Linked DNA regions of Homo sapiens: region 1 is linked to region 2. The links are chromatin loops, found by intact Hi-C in ENCODE. Cell type or tissue: breast epithelium. All regions are shown on one strand. Links, peaks and the distances in the headings refer to the core of each region. The heading gives the core; the rest is flanking DNA.

The links. Peaks named below come from ENCODE experiments on the same cell type or tissue, not always from the same donor. Only the 100,000 strongest peaks of a DNase experiment are listed, where the experiment ranks them.
Region 1: a loop joins it to region 2, with 34 times the contacts of the local background. A loop is called at or near these places in 2 of 110 quality-filtered maps.

The regions. Positions count from the first base shown.
Region 1 is chr10:7,847,193-7,855,192 of GRCh38, reverse strand. The region is part of intron 2 of TAF3 (TATA-box binding protein associated factor 3); the gene reads right to left. Among named protein-coding and RNA genes, the nearest start is that of TAF3, 33 kb to the right of the region's middle. In breast epithelium, for the core only: no CTCF peak of the experiment used is centred there; no DNase peak of the experiment used is centred there.
Region 2 is chr10:7,769,325-7,779,252 of GRCh38, reverse strand. KIN (Kin17 DNA and RNA binding protein) reads left to right here. Exons shown (of 13, transcript NM_012311.4): 5 at 234-415; 6 at 3,454-3,502; 7 at 4,362-4,422; 8 at 9,908-9,928. Among named protein-coding and RNA genes, the nearest start is that of KIN, 14 kb to the left of the region's middle. In breast epithelium, for the core only: no CTCF peak of the experiment used is centred there; a DNase peak (open chromatin) is centred at 5,232.

The sequences.
Region 1 (8,000 bases), core at 1-8,000, 78 kb before region 2:
GCCTGGGGCTCTGGATGGGTCTTAGGTTTCCGCATTGCTGGCTTGGGATTCAGTTGTACTGGGTCTGCTAAGTTCTTTACCATTTGACCCTCGACTTTCCAGTTTCAAAAAATGGGTTACTCTTGCCTTTTATCCCATTCTATTCATTTTTTTAGACTTACAAACTTAACAACTACAACAACACCTTAAAACCCCTTCACTGTAATTTTAGCATGGTGACATAAGGGAGCTTAGGTGAATACATAGATTTAATTCTCCATCTTCAACCAGAAGTCAAAAGTGTTTAACAAATACCACTTTTGCTGTCTCATTCTGTTCATCCACAACACTCAGTGGTTCAGAAGTTCACACTACAATCTAAATGTTCCAAATGGCTTCCATGCTACTGTAACATACTACTGATCTACGTATGGATCTGAATACTTACTGTCCTTCACAAACCAGGAAGCCCCCTTCGAATACACACAGAAACATGCACATATTTTCTTCCCTAGCTTCCTGATTTCCTAGTGAAGCTCCCCTCCCCCCGCCCCCCCATTAGAGGGCTCTTTTCAGTTCTCTTCACTGAAATTTAAATCTTATCCTTCAAGGTCCAGGTTCAGGTCAAGATCTACCTCCTCCCCAGGCTTCTTCCAGTTGCTTTACCTCACAGAAGTCTTTCCCCATTCTGAATCCATATTATACTCACTGCAGTAATGAAAGTGCTTTGTATATGTTAGCTTTGTCTCTTTAGCATGTTAACTTCTTAAGAGCCAAAAATCACATAGAGCTTCCATGTGTGTATCTCGCTGCGGCTCGCATAACAGTGTGGACCTAGAAATTGTTTTGGGGCAAATAATTCCTTCCAGTTATCTTACGTAGGCAGTTTGGGGGCTGCTATTGCTAGAAGTCAACAACTAACTTAAAATAGAAACTCTATGCATGTTTGCAAATATGTGTTGGCTGACCAGAATTCCTGTGCAGTACTAAATTCTCATGAGCCTTGAATATATTATCCCTGTAAACCTGATGGTTCTTACTTCTTATTCAATTTCCAAATATCTCATTCAAGGGGTTGAATCATTTCAGTAATGACATCGGTCACTGGATCCGATTGCAAGTGTATTGAGAGATATGCTGGTAAATGTTTAACAACTGGCTGAGTGGGGCGAATGATTGTGTGTGTGTTTCTTCTAAGTTTTGTTGATATAAAGGAGGCACAGCACATAATTTACAAATAAAAAGAACACTCTTTATTATAAATTCCATGCAGCCAATTGATTCTCACAGATGTTTTTATTGATATTTCCAAAACTTATCTATCAGTGGCCAACCTGTGGTTGCAACTGATGGATGAATGCAGTTTGGCATGAATGTTGGTTTAGACTACAGAAGAGCACACTTAAAGGACCAGATGGTAACTATTTTAGGCTTTTGGGATATACAGTCTCTGTCACATCTCATCTCCGCCATTGTAGTGCCAAAGCAGTCACCCATAATATGGAAAGAGATGTGTTCCAATAAAACTTTATTTACAGAATCAGGCTGCAGGCCAGGCAGTTTGCTGACCTCTAGTTTAATCTAAAGCAAAACAAGGAAGGGGTATGTGAGAATTTCACGTGTCAATGATGTGAGCAACTTCTTTGCTGAATCAGATAACAGTTGAAGAATATTTCCTCATTTTTATACCATTTTTGGTACTACTTACAATGGAACAGCTACAGATACTATACATTTTGAAGTTTAATCTACATTTTTCACCACCACCTCCTGACGTCTAGACAATAAAAAAGACAATAAATCATGCCATGATCTGTAGCATTTGCTGACTGCTGTGATGTAAACACTCCTACAATGGCCAATTTCAAGCCGCCAATGTAATGCCCCCACATGTGGAGTTGGGAGGTGTTCAGAGGCACAGTTATATAGTATTTTCACCCAACTCTACAATAAACTTAACCTCAAAAATAAGATAACTAGAAAGTGATGGAGTTTGAGCACCTTTGCTTCTAGTATAATTTATTTAATTATAAGTTTATATGATTTTTTTAAATAAAGGCTGTGTTTAACAACCAGCCTATAAACTGACTGAATATTAAACAACATTTGCCAACTCACTCTCAAAAATGGGTATGAGCCAGCTCCAACACACCACTGGTCTCATATGCCAAAGATGGGACAATTTGAACATCAATGGATAATAAATGGACTAATATCTATCAAATCTGTTTAAATCCATGAGATCATAATGATACTTTCAAAAAACATATGCACAACTAGTTGGTGACTATTGGAAGAAGGTAGGAAACAAATTCATTATTTTGAAAACTGATGAATGAAGAAAAGGGATCAAGCATTCATCCAGCTTTTCATATACAAACTCTACCACCAGGAAACCAAATAGTAGATGATAGGAAGTTTCTCTTTATAGAAGCACTCCAGCTTGTGAAGAAAACAGAATTAGACTGTTACCAATTTGCAACTTCTATTGACTTAATGGTTCAATGTTTGCTAAAATCACACCCACACATTCACAAATGATATTATGTTGATATTATGTGTACTCTGACGGAGTTACACACCCCCAGCTATGAAGTAGTCTTGCCAAAACAATTGAACATGACATTTCATCAAGCTCTTAGAACCGACTATACCAATTTATGGGATAAACAGAGGACCACGTGAAACAAAACCATTAGGATGCCATAAGCAAAATTCAGACTATAAAAAACTCTACAGGACAAACAACGCAGTTTCTGCAACAAATATGAAAATGTAAAAGGGAAAGAGACAGAGAATGAGAAAGAATGAGAGAGGGAGAGAGATCAACCAGTCACAACGTGTGGATGTTATTTGGACCCTAATTCAAAAAACAGTACATAATAAACCAACAAACGTTTATAACATTTGAGAGAAAATTTAAAATGTGAAAAGACTGGTTATTTGATGACATTCAAGAATTAGTGGCTAGCTAGGTGCCAGGCGTCTGTAATCCCAGCACTTTTGAATGCTGAGGCAAGAGGATCTCTTGAGCCCAGGAATTCGAGGCTGCAGTGAGCTATGATCACACCACTGCACTCCAGCCTGGGCAACAAAGTGAGACCCCGTCTCTGGGAGATGGTGGGGGAAAGGCTTGGCATGGTGGCTCAGACTTATAATCCCAGTGCTTTGAGATGCTGAGGTGGAAGGATCGTTTGAGCCCGAGAGTTCAAGACCAACCTGGGCAACATGACAAGACGTCATCTCTACTAAAATTAAGAAAAAAAAAAAGCCAGGCATGGTGGCTCACGCCTGTAGTCTCAGCTACTCAGGAGGTGGGAGGATTGCTTAAAGCCTGGGAGTTTGAGGCTGCAGCAAGCCAGGACTGTACCACTGCACTCCAGCTTGAGTGCCAGAGTGAGACCCTGTCTTGAAAACAAAAGGAAGAAAAAATAATTATTAATTTTAAGGGTGTGATAATACTACCGTAGATATGCCAAAAATAGTTATCTTTTAGAGTTATATGCTTAAAACATTTGTGGGTAAAATAAAATAAGGTCATCAGGGCTTTTCATCAAGCCAACATGAAAGGGGAGAAGGGAAAGGGGCACAGATGAATAAGACTGGCCATGAGTAGATACGGGTGAAGCTGGGTGATGACGGAAGTTAATTGTTGTAGTCTGTTTACTTTTACATGCTTGAAAATTTCCTATGATAAAAAAAAAAGTTGTTTTAACATGAAAATGCTTCAATTCCTCTCACTGAGAGTAAAAGTCAAACTCCTGCCACAAGGCCTGCCATGATGATCTCTGGTGCTACCTCTTGATCCCTCCTCTCCTAACACTCTGCCCCAACCACCCCCTGTTCCAGTCACACTGACCTCCACACTGTGCCCAAACACCGCAGCCATGTGCCCTTTTGTGAGCCTTACACCAGATCCTCTCTGCTTGAAGTGCTCACTCCCCAGATGGCCTGCCTGGCTATCCCTCTCCCCTCTTTGAAGTCTTTGCTAGAATGTTGCTTTCTCACTAGTTCCCCTGACTAGCATATTTTTAATTGCAACTTTCCTTCCCACACTCTAGCATTTTTATTTCTCCTTAAAATGCTCTATGTTTTTCTCATAGTACTTATCCTCTTCCAAACATACTATAGAATTTACTTATTTGTTATGTTTATTATTTCCTTTCTGTTCCATCCATGGAAGTGTAAACTCCACAAAAGCAGAGACTGTTTATCTGCTTTGTTCACTTACATATTTTCTGTGTTCATGATAGTGACTGGCACACACAATCAGAGAACAATAAATATGTGCTGAAAGAACTGAATAAAATGAATAATAAGTACCATAACATACACATGTACAAAGCACCATAAACACAGAGATGACAGTACAGCTAACTTAGATGTTTGGGCGAACTGGAAAATAAACCTGAAACCCTAAAGCTAAACTTTTCTCTCTTAAATATTAGAATATGTATTGTGAGGCTGATATTTTAAATCGTATTAGTGTATGTATGTATGTGTGTGTATATATATATACATATATATTTTTTTTTTTTTGAGATGGAGTCTTGCTCTCTTGCTAGGCTGGAGTGCAGTGGCACCATCTCAGCTCACTGCAACCTCTGCCTCCTGGGTTCAAGCAATTCTCATGCCTCAGCCTTCCAAGCAGCTGGGATTACATGCATGTGCCACCATGCCTGGCTAATTTTTGTATTTTTAGTAAAGACAGGGTTTCACCATGTTGGCCAGGCTGGTCTCAAACTGCTGACCTCAAGTGGTCTGTCCACCTCAGCCTCCCAAAGTGCTAGGATTAAAGGCATGAGCCACTGCTCCCAGCCTTAAATAGTATTAGTTTTTAACTTTAAATTTATGTATGATATAGCTTTTGCCTCTGACATATGGCTTCTCCAAACTGACATCATGAATTGTCCTATCCGTCGCAGTATAAAATGAATGCAGCATTTTCTCACTCATGAAAGCAAATCAATGAAAAGAGTAGTAACTGTCCAGTTTGCTTCTTTATTAAAACATAGTAAAGATTTAATCCACAGGTACATCACTAAGAATAGAAAATAACACTGAGTTTTGTTGCTATTGGCTATGCAATTTACCCTGGCCCAGACAGAGAGGACTTATCAGGAAATACGAGGATCTATATTTTAAGCAAAGCCTGTAAACTTCTCACTCAATGAATCCCAACAATTTTTAACAAATAATATTCCCTATTTTTTAACATCAAAAGTTTTCATGAGGCCAGGCATGGTGGCTCACGCCTGTAATCCCAGTACCTTGGGAGGCCAAGGTGAGTAGACTGCCCGAGCTCAGGATTTCAAGACCAGCCTGGGCAACATGGTGAAAACCTGGTATCTACAAAAAATACACAAATTAGACAGACATGGTGGTGCATGCCTGTGGTCCCAGCTACTTGGGAGGCTGAGGTGGGAGGATCGCTTGAGCCTGGGAGGCGGGGGTTGCAGTGAGCCAAGATCGTGCCACTGCACTCCAGCCTGGGTGACAGAGTGAGAGACACTGTCTCAAAAAAGAAAAAAAAAAAAAGTTCGCATGAACCCCCCCAATAGTTGTTATAATTTTAATATATGATAATTGGGGGCAATACATAATAACAGAAAGCTATGAACTAAGCAATACTAAATGAAGTTTAATTTTCCAAGCCACAACTATTATGCACATTTAAAACACAATTACATAATTTTTTAAAATTTAGCCTACATACAATGCTTATGAAACATAAATTCACACATCCCATGCAATAACCCTAAATCGTCCCAGAAGTGCAAGATCTACAGGATGACACCAGTGGCATAACATATCCCAAATATTCCTTATGGATCACTGAACCTTTAGGATGATGTCTTACAAACGGGAATATCACTTGTAGTAATATAATCTAAAGACAAAAATAGCTCAGTAATTTTTTTAAAAAAGCTCTTTAGAGTCAGACTGTCTGAATTCAAATCCTAGATCTACCAGTTTCTAACATACCTTAAAAGTTATCCCTACACTTTATTTCCCTCATCTATAAGAAAAAAAAAGATAATACTAGTACTTCCTTCACAGGATTATTATGAGGATTCAATGAGTTAATGTGTGTGAAGCACTTGGTACCTAAGGAAACATGTAAGTGTTGTTGCGGTTCATAAGTTTAATTCTAGAGTTTAGCCTCCTGTCCCTCAAAGTGTGATATAAACTCACCATGTTTTATTTCCCTTTGTTACTACCATTCAGAAAGACAAAGCTGAAAAAGGAAAGTCTCAAAAACACCCTACTGGGAAACAGTTAAACTATAAACATATGTTTACTAACAGGCTGTACTGACACAGTAGGCTACATACCATTTTGGCAGGCCTGACAACTGTGCAGTATTTATAAGAAGAGTTATGAAATGTGGCATATAGATATATAAAGGCATATTGGCATAAAGTTTATGCCAAACTTTAGGCATAAACTTTATTTTTTCCAGAGCATTTTTCTTTAATACCACTGAGGACAATTCTAGCTGCCCCTTCCTTTCCAACAAAGCCAGCTTCAATAAAAATGAAAACACTAACAACTTCATTTGAGGCTGAACTTTAAGAAATCCTTTAAATGCAAAATTAAGTCCATCCCTGCTTCATATTTAATTTGCAACAGGATATCTAGCAGCTGTCGAGGGACCAGGTCGAGGGACCTGGAAGGGGTTGCTGGCTGATGACTGGGTGCCTGCTGAGATGGGCTCCATATACAGGTAATACTCAATTGCAGACAAAATCTTAAGACCTACATCTCACTCTCCTTTAAAGTTAATCTGAACACACTGTACATGAAAGGAAATGAAAAAGGAGTTTTTCTCCTTTACCATGGCATTGGGACTTCCTGAGTTTTTCATTCCATTACTGATTGGTCCAGAATGATTTCCTTCTAACTATTCCCAATTGTGTATGTCAGACATAATTAGGACTGTACACTAGAGAAGTGTTAAAATGTAATAATGCCATTAAATCTGAGAAATATTTTTTACTTTAACCCTCAGTATATCAGGAAGAATAGCTAGTACCAGTTAACATCTGGCTCCAATGGAACCTTTATATTGTTAAGCCATTTAATGAAGAATGCATAGAACTATGAATAAAAAGATAGTGAAAACAATTTTATTAGAAATATAGGCTGGGCACAGTGGCTCATGCCTGTAATCCCAGCACTTTGGGAAGCCAAGATGGGTGGATCACCTGAGGTCAGGAGTTTGCGATCAGCCTGGACACCATGGTGAAACCCCGTCTCTACTAAAAATACAAAAATTAGCTGGGTGTGGTGATGGGTGCCTGTAGTCTCAGCTACTCGGGAGGCTCAGCCTCAGGAGAATCACTTGAACCCAGTAGGTGGAGGTTGCGGTGGGCCCAGATTGCACCAGTGCACTCCAGCCTGGAAGACAGAGCGAAACTCTTGTCTCAAAATTAAGAAAAAAAGAAGTTTTAACAAGAATCTAAACATACCAGGCATGGTAGCTCACATCTGTAATCCCAGCACTTTGGGAAGCCAAGGTGGGAGGATCACTTGAACCCAGGAGTTTGAGACCAACCAGGGCAACACAGCAAGACTCTGTCTCTACAGAAATAAAAAAAAATTAGCTGGATGTGGTAACACATGCCTGTAGTTCCAGCTACCCAGAAGGCTGAGGCGGAAGATCCCTTGAGCCCAGGAAGTCAGGGCTTCAGGGAGCTATGACTGCACCACTGCGCTCCAGCCTGTACGACAGGGCAAGACTCTGTCTTAAAAAAAAGAATTTAAACACATGTAACCTTTTGTGTCAGGTAAATTTTGGTGCTTAACAGCATAAAATATTTTTAAACTCTCATATATTCTTTCAGAACAGGATGGTCTAGGTTCTTGTCACAAAAATATTATTGCATGATAAAGTCCTTTTGAATGACTAGATGAGAGACCATATTTCTTGTTTGTTCTTAGACATATGTCAATTCATATTGACAAATATGAAATATTATCAGATGTCATCCTAGAGGAATTTTCTTATAATTCTTCTA
Region 2 (9,928 bases), core at 1,929-9,928:
GTATTTTTAGTAGAGATGGGATTCACCATGTTGGCCAGGCTGGTCTTGAGCTCCTGACCTCAAGTGATCCACCTGTGTTGGCCTCCTAAAGTGCTGAGATTACAGGTGTAAGCCACTGCGCTCGGCCTGATTTGTGTGTGTTTGAATGAATAAATATGCAGAGGTGAAACACATTCATATTTATGTTTTGCTTTGATTGTATGCTAATTTATGGCAGTGGCTGTTTTTTTAAGGCTTGTGCAAAGTGGACGAGACACCAAAAGGCTGGTATATTCAGTACATAGACAGGGACCCAGAAACTATCCGCCGGCAACTGGAACTGGAGAAAAAGAAAAAGCAGGACCTTGATGATGAAGAAAAAACTGCCAAATTTATTGAAGAGCAAGTGAGAAGAGGCCTGGAAGGGAAGGAACAGGTGGGTAAGCAACATCATCCTGAGAAGCAACGTCCAGAGGTCTAAAGAAGCACAATGGCTTGGTTTTTCTTTTTTGTTTTTGTTGTTGTTGTTGTTTTGGAGATGGAGTCTTGCTCTGCCGCCCAGGCTGGAGTGCAGTAGCGCAATCTCAGCTCACTGCAACCTCTGCCACCCAGGTTCAAGCAGTTCTCCTGCCTCAGCCTCCTGAGTACCTGGAACTACAGGCGCCCGCCACCACGCCCAGATAATTTTTGTATTGTTAGTAGAGACAGGGTTTCACCATGTTGGTCAGGCCGGTCTCCAACTCCTGACCTCGTGATCCGGCCGCCTCGGCCTCCCAAAGTTACAGGATTACAGGCGTGAGCCACCGTGCCCAGCCAGCTTGTGTCTTTTCAGCGTTGAATCAAGTTCTGTGGGCACTGTTCCTGAACTAAGAGGAGAACCAGCCTGGTGTCAAAAGCACATTTTTGGCATTGACAAACCTTGGTTTGATTCCTGACATACTAACTTCATAATCTTGTATAATTGCATAATATTTCCAAACCTCAATTTCCTTATATCTAAATAGAGACGCTACCTAATGGGAAGACATATACACAGATAATTTCAACTGATTATAATTAATTCAGTACTGGAGGTAAATGCAGCATGTGGAAACATAGAGAAGCAATGTTTACTCTGGCCTGGGGAGGACAGAGTATTTGAGGGTGGATACAACCCCAGTGCCCAGGAGTCTTGAAGAATCAGTGGGTGCAAGCCAGATGAATGGGGAGGGAAGGAGCTGAGGTGTTAGAATAACTAGGTTGGGGCATTTATTTCAACATATATTTATAAGCGCCTCCGCTGTGCCAGGATTCTTGTAGGCACAGGGAATACTCAGTGAACAAAAGATACAGAAAACTGTCTCCTGTGGCTTACATTTTTTTTTTTTTTGGGGGGGGGACGGAGTCTCACTCTGTCGCCCAGGCTGGAGTGCAGTGGCGCGATTTCAGCTGACTGCAACCCCCGCCTCCTGGGTTCAAGCGATTCTCGTGTCTCAGCCTCCCAAGTAGCTGGGACTACAGGCACAAGCCACCATGCCCAGCTAATTTTTTGCATTTTTAGTAGAGACGGGGTTTCACCATGTTGGCCAGGTTGATCTCAAACTCCTGACCTCAGGTGATCCGCCCTTCTGGGCCTCCCAAAATGCTGAGATTACAGGCGTGAGCCACCACGCCCTGCCTCCTGTGGCTTACATTCTAACACTTGTGTGTGAGCAGGCAAATATAGCCTGGTGTGTATGTGAAACTGAGTGTTTTTTGAACTGGTTATTGAGCTTTAACATACATTGATTAAAGTGTATGAGGTGCATTAATCTTAGGTGTACAGTTCACTGAACTTTTACAAATATACGTGTGTAGAAAGAGTGACAGAAAACCTGTGGAACCACCACCCAGATAAAGATATAGAACTTTTCTAGTATCCCAGAGGGTTTCCTCATGCTCGTTGCCAATTAATACCCCATCTCCCAGACATAACCATTGTTCCAGTATACCACGATTGATTATTCATTAGTTTAGTCTGTTCTTGAACAGACTTAAAAAAAAAAAAAGCTTTTGCTTTTCCTAAAGTTTATTGCCTTATATTTTTGTTACTTCCTGTTTAAGTTGTAATAGAAATAAAAATATAGGTAAACTTCTGCAGTTTGGCATAGAAAAGCTGCTTTTTGGTATTTAGAATAATTCTCAATTGGATAATATTTGCAAAGCATGTAAGTTCTATTTTTTTTTTTTTTTTTTTTTTTTGAGAGACTGTCTCTCTCTGTCACCAGGCTAGAATGCAGTGGCATGATTACAGCTCACTGCACCCTTGACCTCTGGTGCTCAAGTGAACCTCTTGCCTCATATGAGTAGCTGGGACTATAGGTGTGCACCACAATGCCTGGCTAATTTTTTTTTTTTTTAATAGAGATGGGGGGCTCTTGCAATGTTGTCCAAGCTGGTCTCGAACTCCTGGCCTCAAGCATTCCTCCTGCCTGAGCTCGACCTCCCAAAGTGCTGGGATTATAGGCATGAGCCACCATGCCCAGCCAAAGCATGTAATTTCTTTTCTTTTTTTTTTTTTTTGAGACAGAGTCTTGCTCTGTCACCCAGGCTGGGGAGGGCAGTGGCATGATCTCGGCTCACTGCAACCTCCGCCTCCCAGGTTCAAGCAATTCTCCTGTCTCAGCCTCCCAAGTAGCTGGGATTACAGGCGCCCGCCACCATGCCGGGCTAATTTTTGTATTTTTAGTAGAGACGGGGTTTCACCAAGTTGGCCAGGCTCGTCTCGCTCTTTCACCCAGCCTGGAGTGAAGTGGCACGATCTCCGCTCACTGCAGCACTCACCCCCTGGATTCAGACGATTCTCCTGGCTCAGCCTCCTGAGTAGCTGGCATTACAGGCGCCCGCCATCACACCCGGCTAAATTTTTGTATTTTTAGTAGAGACAGGGTTTCACCACGTTGGCCAGGCTCATCTCGAATGCCTGACCTCAGGTGATCCACCTGCCTTGGCCTCGCAAAGTGCTAGGATTACAGGCATGAGCCACCATACTGGGCCAAAATATGTAATTTCTTTTTTTTTTTTTTGAGATGGAGTCTCGTTCTGTCACCCAGGCTGGAGTGCAGTGGCATGATCTTGGCTCACTGCAACCTCTGCCTCCCGGGTTCACGTGATTCTCCTGCCTCAGCCTCCTGAGTAGCTGGGATTACAGGTGCATACCACCATGCTCGGCTAATTTTTTGTGTATTTTTAGCAGAGACAGGGTTTCACTGTGTTGGCCAGACTGGTCTCGAACTACTGACCTCATGATCTGCCCGCCTCGGCCTCCCAAAGTGCTGGGATTACAGGTGTGAGCCACCGCGCCTGGCCGAAAGCATGTAATTTCTTAATTAGGATCTTAATCACTTGCGTATTAGAGCTGCCTGGGAACACAGGTAGCAAGTCATAATTTAGGCCTATTGAATGGTGATAGTAAGTGCAATGTACACCAAAACCTTAAAACTTTCTTTTTTTTAGGAGGTCCCTACTTTTACGGAATTAAGCAGAGAAAATGATGAAGAGAAAGGTAGTTTTATTTTTTATTTTTTCTTTTTTTAAACATAGATGCTTTTATATTGGCTTTGTTAAAAATGCAACTTGTCAACATATCTGAGAATAAGACATCGAATGTGTCTGAGTTACATTGTTCTTATTAATTTAATGAAAAGGTAATACTAATGAATTGATTGGATAGGATAGCTGAAGCCACAAGTAACAAAACTGACTACAATTAACTTAAACAATAAGGAAATATCTTGCCATAATAAGAATCCCAGAGGTAAGGTGGTTCTGCATGCCATCTAGACACAGGGTAGCTGCCAACACTCCAGCCGTCACATGCAGATTCTGCATTGTCGTGAGGATGGCAGAGAGCATCTCTGGATGCTCTTCTAGAATCTTGTTAAGAGCAAGGATACTTTTCCAAGAAGACACTCCTCCCTTCAATAGATTTCCTTTCAAATGTCATTGGCCAGAACTGTGTCACATGTCCACTCAAAAAGCAGTCACTGGGATTATGTTGATTGGATTAGACAATCAGAATTCACCCCAGAGATGAAAATGGTGTTATGTCCCCTGAGCCACAGGCAAGAGGCGTGGAGACCTAAACAGAATTGGAGTACTGTTCCCCAGGGGAAATGGGGATAGAGCAGGGAAGCGCCGGTGTGGTCTGCCACGGTGACACGGTGTGCAAGTTCCTCCTGTTCTATGGCTTTCAGTGTGGGACGTTTTACAGGAATGTGTGGTCTCCGTATAGGAACATTTTAGCTCTCGTTTATTGAAAATGTCCTGGAGTTCCTCTGTGAACACTTTGTAGTATCTTATCTGAGAAGTTTTATTATGATTTTCTTGAAATGTATGTATGGAATAACATTTTTTTCTTCTAGTCACGTTTAATTTGAGTAAAGGAGCATGTAGCTCATCCGGAGCAACATCTTCCAAGTCAAGGTGAGCTGCATCATTCACGGATATCTTAAAACATTAGGATTTTTGTGAAATATTGGTTACTGTATTTTAAAGTATTGTGAATCATTTTTTTCTAGTTGTAGTTTTCACCTGTTTTTGGTTTTTATTGGTTGCGTTGTTTTTTTAGCAATTGTTCTTTTTTTTTTTTTAAGAGATGGGGTCTTGCTATGTTGCCCAGGCTGGCCTCGAACTCCTGGGCTCAAGGTGATCTTCCTGCCTCAGCCTCCCAGGTATCAATAGCTGGGATTACAGGCACGCCCTACTGTGCCCAGCTAGCAACTGTTCTTTTCCTATTTGCCTGTTATGAGATGATTGTGTTTTTTGAGGAAAGCCTCATTTTGATTATATGTTTCACATCAATAAACTTTTGCTTCTCCATGAATCCTTCTCCATTTAACGGTTCCTTATTCGCTATATAAAACTGTTTCTTTTCCTGTCTTAGCCCACTTGTCACAGTTTAAATGTTAGCTGGATCTGCATTTTTCTTTTACTTGCTGCATTGTGAGTTTTCTGAGAATAGAGATTATCAACCTCTCTCCTTCGTCCCCAGTACAGTGTAAATACACCAGGAAACACTCAGTAGTCATTGCCCGCCCTTCTAGGTAGTCTAGCACAGGGCAGGGGTCAGCAAACTTTTTCTGTAAAGAGCCACATAGTAAATATTTTAGGCTTTTCGGCCAGATGTCTTTGTCACAATAACTGAACTCTGCTGTTGTAGTGAGAAGGCAGCCATGGACAGTGCAGGAAGGAACTGAGCATGGCTGGGTTCCAGTACATTTATTTACAAAAGCCGGTGGCAGCTGGCATTTGGCCCTTAGGCTGTCGTTTGCCAAAACCTGGCATAGCATGTGGTCAGGTAGTTCTACCTACTTTCTACATTATCTTCTCTTGCAATTTTTATGTATTCTTTCACCAAATCTTTATTCACTATTTCTGACATGCAGTACATTCAGTTTTGTTATGGAGGTTAAAAAAGATGAGTAAGACAAGAGAGTCAAGTACCAGTATCTACTGGAATTTGCTTTTAAGCCAGATGATATTTTCTATTTTACTTAGTACTTTACATGTTGTTTTTTTAAGATCTAAGTTTTTCGGGTTTGTTTGTAGGTCATTGTTTATTTACACTATTGAATAAGTGGCTAGGAGTATGGAAGGAGATAGGTAGGCTGAATCAGCAATATAGATCAACTTTAAAATGATTTGCCAGATGTCTTAACTTTGATCAAAATAATGTTTCAAAATTAACACCTACATTAGATATCATCAAGAAGTTGGTTATTTGGGTTCTACATCTGGGTACATTCCAGAAGAATTGTCTAACATTGGCATGATATGACCTGGAAGATCGGCTCAAATATAACACACATGCCTTATACTTTTAGAACTTTATGCATTTCTGTCTGTTCTTTTGAAGTATGTGTTATTCCTAGATGTAGATGGATGTTAAAATTGGTTCCAGTGTTCCCCAATTGACCTCCCTTGTATTAGTTTTCTATGGTCGCTGTAACAGATTACCACAAACTGGGTGGCTTAAAACAACAGAAATATGTTGAGGTCATATTCTAGAGGCCAGATTCTGAATCAGTATCACTGGCTTGAAATCAAGGAGCCTGCTGGCTGTGCTCTGGGGAAGAATCTGAGCTCCGGGGAAGAATCTGTCCCTTGCCTTTTCCAGCTCTGTTGGCCGCAGGCGTTACTTGGCTCATGGTTGCATCTCTCCAGTATTTAAGACGAGCATCTTCAAATGTCTCTTTGCCCCATCCTCACATCACCTTTTCCTCCAGGTGTCAAATCTCCCTCCACCTTGCTCTTACAAGAAAAGGGATGATTGTAGTTAGGGTCCACCTTGATAATCCAGGCCAAGCTCCTCATCTCAAGATCTTTAACTTACTCTCATTTGCAAAGACTCTTTTCTTAGATAATGTAACATTGATAGGTTTCAGGGATAAGGACCTGACATTTTTGGGGGTCTATACAGCCTGCTGTACCCCTATGCCAAACCTTGATATTAGCAAAAATATTAGTTTTATTTGACCAATTTTGATAATTTATTTGATAAGTTATCTATGTTAATATGTTGTGACCCGAGTCCATGAATAAGGAACAATATTTGTATAAGAATGTAGTGTCATGGGTAATACAATTGAAAGACATCTAAAATGTTTTTTCTCTGAAATTATGGTACATAATATAGTTTGGGATTCATTCTCCTGTGCATTTATATCTCTTATATATCTAAAACCTAGAAAAACTAAATGATGTGGATATCAAAGTGGACATTTTAGGCTATGTTGAGGCACAAAAATGAGCCCCCTTATTGCTTGAAACAGTTTACTTGATTTTCATCTCCATTTCTCCTTTGGGCTTCTTTATCTCCTTTGAGAAAGGCTAGAATTCACTCTAGTTACTGAAAGCAAAAATGAGGGCTGTTCAAGGAACCTTACTTTCCATTTTCATTCTGCTCATATTCATATCTTGCCTTGATTTTATTTTAACTCTGCCTTACCCCTGTCTCAGTCTCTCACCCTTCTAACAGAATCTTGATATTGCCAGCAAAAGGACCTTTCTAAACTTCAGCTCTTACCGTGTCACTCATTTATTAACATCTCTTGGTTTCAGCATCTCTAAGATGACCTCGAATTTTTTTACATACTATTAAGTGACTTTTGTGATCCTGTATGTCTCCTGCCGTTTGCTCTCAGCTGTGCTCATTGATTTGTGCTTTCCTAAATGAGCCTAGGGTCTCGCCCTTTCTTGCCTTTACATCTGCTGCTCCCCTTCCTGGAATGCCCTTTACATCACCCTGAGATCTTGCTGGGCTCTTCTGATCATCTTTTTCCCCATTATTGTCACATTCTAAGCATTTAATGATGCTGAGTAAATTTTCTTTTTCTTTCTTTCTTTTTTTTTTTTTTTTGAGACGGAATTTCGCTCTTGTTGCCCAGGCTGGAGCGCAGTGGCATGACCTCGGCTCACCACAACCTCTGCCTTCCAAGTTCAAGCGATTCTCCTGCCTCGGCCTCCCAAGTAGCTGGGAGTACAGGCATGCACCACCATGCTCGGCTAATTTTTTTGTATTTTTAGGAGAAACTGGATTTCACCATGTTGGTCAGGCTGGTCTCAAACTCCTGACCTCAAATGATCCACCTGTCTCAGCCTCCCAAAGTGCCGGGATTTCAGGCATGAGCCACCGCGCCCGGCCCAGTTGAGTTTTAAGAAGAGTAAATAATAGCCTTAAATAAACTCAAGTGTCTAAGCTGAGATTAATACCAAAATACTGAAATAATTTATAGATGTATTAATATTTGGGGACTCACTGTTGAGAACCTCTGAGGTATCATGGAGATTGGTAGAGGAGTCAGAAGGCAGAAAAATAAGCAAATATATTTTTTTAAGTGGAGAAAAGTCTTTAGAAAACAATAGATTAATAAGCATTTCCAACAGATTATGATAGGAAGTAGGTGGTTTGTGAACATGAGACGAGGAAGTGGTGATCCCTCAAGCCAAAAATAACTGCTTAATCCTAACTCCTCTTTTGCTAGGGTTATTAGTGCCTATTTTGTAGACATATTGTAGTTGATTATGATCTGAATTATCCCTGGATCCCTAGTTCAAAGTACACCTAAATCTAAAGAACATTTAAGTAGCAAGTTGAGGAGCTTATCTTACGTGGATTTGGCCTGTTCAAAACCCATGTCCATTATTTATAGCTGTCACACCCTGGGCAATGCATTCAGTAATAGAACCAGAGTTTAAATATATGTTCAGTGGGTTGAATTACAGGTCAAAACCCAGTGAGTAAAATTTTACAAAGGTAAATGGAAAGCCTGACAGTTAGGTAAAGAAAAACAACCCCCATAAAAACAGAGTGACAGAGTCCTTACCTACAATTCTCCATAGAGAAAAGAAGTAGGGGTTTTAGTTGACTTCAAGCTTAAAGTAACCCAGCAGTTCATCAATCTAAGGCTACCTTTAAATGCACTTTTTAAAGTCCAAATAAAGGAAAATAATAAATCTGTTGTATTCTCTACTAATCATATATTTTTTTCTTGGTTAGCTCCATGATAGCTTTGTGTAAATATTTATCCTTTGCTTCATCTTTTGTAAATATGACACATTAAATAATTAGATGGGTAAAAGTCATTTGATCAGCCAGTATTAATGGAGCATCTATTTAATGTGAGTTACAAGATAGTTACTGCTACTTTGCAGGAAAAAATAGATGCTTCCTCCCTACTACAAGAGAGGAGTCGTACATACAAATGATTATCATACAAGGTGCAGTGTGATGCATGCCACAAGGTACTGTGGCAGTTCAAAACACTGCAAGATCCAAGAACCCTCATGAATGGACCTTAAAGAATTTTAACAAATGGAGATAAAAGGAGAGATTATTTTAGGTATAAAACAAGGCATGTGCAAATTTTCAGAGGCTGAAAGCATAGGGCATGGCTCAGTCAATAGCAAATTGTTCTTAGTGACTGGTGTACATAGTAAGTCAGGGATGGTGACTAGGATGGTATTCTGGGGCCAATGGTGACAGTTGTATATTGGCAGTAAAGAATTTAGAATTTACACTGTCAGCCGGGCACGGTGGCTTACGCCTGTAATCCCAGCACTTTGGGAGGCCAAGGCAGGTGGATCACCTGAGGTCAAGAGTTCAAGACCAGCCTGGCCAACATTGCGAAACCCCATCTCTACTAAAAATACAAAAATTAGCCCAGCGTGGTGGTGGCTGCCTGTAATCCCAGCTACTTGGGAGGCTGAGGCACGAGAATCGCTTGAACCTGGGAGGCGGAGGTTGCAATGAGCCAAGATCGCGCCACTGCACTCCAGCCTGGGCGACAGAGTGAGACTCCATCTCAAAAAAAAGGATTTACACTGTTAACTCTGGGCAGTTGGGAGCAGTTAAAAACTTTTAAGTAACACGTTGAGAACTTTGCTTTACAAAACCAGAACTGAGAGTAACGTGCTAGACTTAAACCGGTCATTTGAAAACATGTCATTTAATTCTTGCATTTGGGTTAAGAGTTGGGTCATGTTATTATCTTCGTTTATAGATGAAGATTTGAGGCTTAGGAAAGTGAACTACTCCAAGTCCTAATAGAAGTAGCCTCAAACCCTGATCTGCTCAACACCAAAACCTAAGCTGCCTACCATCATTCTACTATACAAAGTATAGTAGCAGTGACCGAAGGAGTGAGGAGAAGGTACAGAGAGTTAAAGACAGCATGGGTTAAATGCTCACACAGTGCTGATAGGTACAGAGAGTTAAAGATAGCACGGGTTAAATGCTCACACAGTGCTGATGGTTCTGTAAGAGATGTGGACAGGGACTCCATGGTTTTCACTAATCTCCTGTAAATTACTATGTCACACATTTATTCTATATTGTGAATTTTGCACATCGTAAAGCATTCGTCTGTGTATGGTTCTTGGTAACAAGCATGGTTCTCCTGTTCATCAGTACTCTGGGACCGAGTGCACT